2 separate regions of the Homo sapiens genome follow, and region 2 is linked to region 1. The links are chromatin loops, found by intact Hi-C in ENCODE. Cell type or tissue: GM12878. All regions are shown on one strand.

Evidence for each region. Peaks named below come from ENCODE experiments on the same cell type or tissue, not always from the same donor. Only the 100,000 strongest peaks of a DNase experiment are listed, where the experiment ranks them.
Region 2: a loop joins it to region 1, with 4 times the contacts of the local background. A loop is called at or near these places in 2 of 110 quality-filtered maps.

The regions. Positions count from the first base shown.
Region 1 is chr11:115,994,913-115,997,412 of GRCh38, reverse strand. No RefSeq gene overlaps it. Among named protein-coding and RNA genes, the nearest start is that of LINC02703, 77 kb to the right of the region's middle. RefSeq lists enhancers at 413-562, 1,086-1,185. In GM12878, no CTCF peak of the experiment used is centred here; DNase peaks (open chromatin) are centred at 413 and 1,052; H3K27ac peaks cover 1,860 bases.
Region 2 is chr11:115,868,691-115,871,190 of GRCh38, reverse strand. The region is part of intron 2 of LINC02698 (long intergenic non-protein coding RNA 2698); the gene reads right to left. Among named protein-coding and RNA genes, the nearest start is that of LINC02703, 50 kb to the left of the region's middle. RefSeq lists a silencer at 1,090-1,139. In GM12878, a CTCF peak has its summit at 1,215; a DNase peak (open chromatin) is centred at 1,200.

The DNA.
Region 1 (2,500 bases):
GCTGCCTAAAGAAGTAGTGAGTACCTTGTCACAGGAAATGATCAAGCAGGGCAATTGGTAGGGTATATTACAGAGGGAATCCAAGAATTAGACCAGGTAATTTTTCTGGCACTTAAGATTCTGTTATTTTCTGCTGGATTCTGTCCCATTGAATTTGAGATAACAGTGCAATTTTCAGATGCAGTGTCCAGGAGCTGGAGTTCCTGGACATAAAGCCAACGAGACCTCTCAGGGACAAAACTGTACTCTGAGTGTTGGGTGCCCAAGCCCAGTACTGTTTACATTATACCATAGTTATCCCAAAGAAAACAGCCAGTGACAAAAAGTGGCAGTGCTGTGTTGAGTCATCTCCGTGACTTCTCGAACCCCAGGAGGGTGTCAGGAGGCCATGAAGAAAATGCCCCACAGCAGCTTTCCTTCCCCTTCTTAGCTTCAGAAGATGACCTCACTGTGTTTTCCTCCAACAATAGGGTGTTCCTCAAGTTCTCTTTTCTCCAGCACAGCGTTTCTTCTGCCTTTACACCCTCAAAGGCCCTCTGTCTTGCTGTGACATAGTCCTCCACATGTGTTCTTGGTCCCATTTCCCTTCTCCCCCTTCTAGGATCTTCCTCCATCTCTCTTGGTAACCAATCTTTGCTTTTTATTGGTTCTAAACATTTATAAGTATTTTTATCCTAGAACAAAAAAGTCCCTAAAATTACTAGTCAGCCTCCATTCACTCAAATTTGTAAAGTGGATGCTCTAGTCTTGTTGCCCTTGACCTTGGCCACATCCTTGCACCTCACACCTTTCTTACAGTCCAACTTCAACCCCAAGGTGCTTTTCTGAAAGACAACCATGTAACACAGCAGAAACAGAATATGATTTGAGATCAGAAGGCCTGGATCAGTTTCTGGATCAGCCACTTACTATCCGAACCTCGCTTTCTTCATCACATTTGTTATGAGCATCAGATGAGCTAATAGATGAGGAAGACGTTTTCTCCCCATGAACTGAAAAACACTGTACAGTTGTTAGTGTTAGTGAAACTGCTGTCACAGAGATGATCAGTGATGTCTTTCACCACCTGCTTCAAGGGCCTTTTCTCGGTTCTCCATCTCATAGTGTCTTGGCCACATTTGAACTTGCTGTGCCCTCCTTTGTGAAACTCTTTACTTCCATGGTTTCCTTTTCATTTGTTTCTAAGAAATTAACATCTCATTTCCAGTTTCCTCTCTGCATCCTCTTTCTCCCGCAACATCCAGATTCCTATAAGTTGTCTTCCCTTTTCTGCTGTTCCTCCTTTACTTCCAAGTGAGGGAATAATCACCCTTCCATGGATTCAACTATCTCTTCTGGATGCATAACCAATTCACATTTCTCTCCCAAGTTTTGGTCCCGGATTTAAAACCCTGCTGGATTTCTCCTCTGGTTTTCCTGCCAGGATCTCAAATTCTTTATTGTTGTCACAAGATAAATCAATGCATCTTTGCAGAGCCTCTGACAAAGTGGTTTGAAAAGGCCAGGGACTGAAATATTATTGGCCAGCCCTGCAAAGGAGTGCACTTATCATCAGGGCCCATCTCCCAAATGCCAATCAGAGAGAACAATTCCTTTTATGTAAACTTCATGTTGTAAATTATAGTATCTGCATGCCAAGTAGAGGATGGTAATATTCACTCCCATGAGTCTCTGGGTATTGCTAAAGCATTTTATGAATTGACAACTCTCCCATATTATCCATCTCTCTGGGTTCTATATTCTTGGTTTTGGAAACTGTCAATGGCCAAAGTCTATAAGCTGAGTTCCTGGGTCCTTCCCAAACCCTCCTTGATGGGTAAACAAGGTGATCATCAAAAGAGTAATAAGACCAATTCTTATCAGATTTCTTTTTCCTGGTCTGAGCCAAGAGAAACCACCCATTTAGTCCAACTGGCCCAGAAATTCTGTCCTTTTAATATTTTGAGTTGTATTAAACTATAAAAAATCTCTTCTTTATATCATAGCAAATATATGTGATCTATCTGTGTTTCCCTCTACTGGTCTCTTTAATTTATGTTAGTGGTAGATGTTTAATAAATGTTAGTTTTCTTTCCCTATTTCCCCTTTCTCTATCAGACTGCCAGAGCCATGAGGGGAGGGACTTAGTATTTCTCATTTTTGTACCCCTAATGCCATGCCTTATTCATCCACACATACACATACACACACACACACACACACACACACACACACAGTTAAATTGAACTTATTAAAGTAAGTATAAAATATCTATGTGGGTGGTGTGGGAATATCCAATTTTTAAACAGTATCAAGAAGGATAAGGTATGATGTCTTTTGCATTGACTGGTGGGGCGTATTATCCATATAATATATCATGGTTGTGTCTGAATGTAGCACTTCTGATCCCCAACCTGTAGCTCCAGAGAACCTTCTCTAGTCTCATCATCTTGTGTCTAACCCCTTAGCATTGACCAGGACCCATTCCCTACTTGCCCCTCAGTATGGCCAGGTAACTGGC
Region 2 (2,500 bases), 130 kb after region 1:
ATGTAAGTAATGCTTGCTAACTGTAAAAAAAAAAAAAGTCTAACACTAGAGAAGTTTATAATCAAAGAGTAAAAATTTCCTGGTTTTGCACACCTTCCCCCCAATGCCACTCCTCAGGGATAATCACTGTGAAAAAAAAAAATGTATATATATATATATAAATATACACACACACAGAGATATACACATACATACACGCGAACACACTTTGACATATATAGATGTATAAAAATATACAAATATATATTTTAACAGTCTAGGTGTATTATATAGTAAATAATATTAATGTGTAATATATATTCTATATAAGTTTATAACTGTGCTTGTGCATATGTATATGTATATACACACATGTATATGTGTATACATGCATGTGTGTTTTTATATATTGCTTTCATACTATATATACTACGCTGCAACTTTTTCAAAATTTAATGTTGAGGGGCTTCAAGGTGGCTGACTAGAGGCATCTGGTAAACGCCTTTTCCACAAAGAAGAACCAAATAGTGAGTAGATAATCACACTTCAAATAGATCATCAAAGAGAGAGCACTGGAATTCAATATAGAAGTAACAGAAAACACTTAAAGCACGGAAAAGAGAGGGAAGCAAGGCAGACTGCTCAGTAGGATTGGCTGAGAGCCTGGAGAGGCTCTCTAATGCAGGGAAAGAGTAAGCAAGTGACCTCCAGTGATGTACATTCCAACCATGGACTCCTGCATCTTAGCTACAGGAAAACTCCTAGACCCTCGCAATCCCTGTGACTAACATAGGAAGCTGCCTAAAGACCATGTGAAGGTATTGCTCCGGAGAGGGAGCTCATACTAGGGCTCACCCTTTCCCTCATGAAGCCATAAGCAGCTACAGCAAGGTTCCATATTAAAAGCCCAGCCCCCGCAACACTGCATCCCGTCCAGGGGCCCAGTAGCCCCTGCATTTCCACATCTCTGGAGCCCAACTTATATTCCTTACCTGCAGCCACTGCTGCAGCTGGCTGCTGCCTCCAGAGCTAAAGCACTAGCCATTGGCAAAGATCCTGCTGCCACCAGCAGCAAAGTTTCCATGCATTTTCACATGCCTCAAAGACAAACTCCCCCACTTGCAGCAGCTGCTGCTGCAGGCTATAGCAGCTGGGGCCAAAGCATAAATAAAGTGCATATTTCCCAGCTGCCGGCATATGATTGCTGCCGCTGAAAGCAACACTGCCCTCACCAGTAGCAGGGCTGCAGTGCAGCTGCTGCCACACCCACCTAAACATTTTGCCTTGGGCCTGGGGATGACCTCACCCTGGCCTACCACAGACAGCATCTGCATGTACCACCAGTGGTCCTGATGACAGATTTACCTGGCCTGGTTCCATTTTTTCAGTGCCCAAATATGCCATCCAGGGGCCTGGGGACTACCCAGCCTGATCCACCATCCTTGGCACCTGAGCAGTCTTTCTGGGGGTCTGAGGGTGGGATCACCTAGCCTTCTGCTACCACCAGAGTGGCATCCCCCCCTCCCCACATGTGCCACCTCCAGGCCTGGGGACTAGGCCACCTAGCCCATCACAGCCACTGTCAACACCAGTGCAGACTGCTTAGGACCCAGAGGTTAGCGCTACCACTGCTACCTCCATCACCCATGCCACACCCACCTGCGAAGCCCACCACTGCCACTAACAGCACCTGAGTAGGCTGCCTGGAAGCCCAAGAATAAGCTGACCTGAACCTGCTAACATCCGTGCCAGAATATGCCACCCTGGATCCCAAGGACAGGCATGCTCAGCTTGCCACTGCCACTACTGGGGCCCAAGGAGAGGCCCACCTGGTATCCCCATCCCCAGAAAAACATCACTACATCCTTCGTCAACAACCACACCCTAAGCCACTGAGGAAATCACAGAAACCACTGGTGCTGTGTACAGCCAAATAAGTCACATGAAGACTACACTACTGCACATACTCAGAATCAAAGCCAAAGTGCCTTACCCAACTGAAATCATAGATATATCTTTAGGAAAAATTGTCCCCTACAAAAGCAAAATTTTAAAAAATTCAAGAAGTGACTGTTACACCAGATGCACAGATATCAACATAAGGACACAAGAAGCATAAAAAAGCAAGTAAAATATGACACTTCAAAATATGACACTTCCAAAGGAACGTAATAATTCTCCAGCAACCAGGTTCCAATCAAAAAGAAATTTATGAAATCCTGGATAAGTAAGTTAAAGTAATGATATTAAAGAAGCTCAGTAAGATAAAACAGAACACATAAAAACAATACCTCAGAAAAACAATTCAGGACATGAATGAGCAGCTTAGCAAAGAAATAAATAACATTAAAAAAAAACAAACAGAAATTCTGGAACTGAAGAATTCATTAAAAAATAAATAAATAAATAAATTTGAAAGCTTCAACAATGGAATAAGTCAAGTGGAGTAAAGAATTTCAAAACTTGAAAACATGTCTTTTGAAATAACTCAGTCAGCTAAAAGTAAAAAAAGAATAAAAAA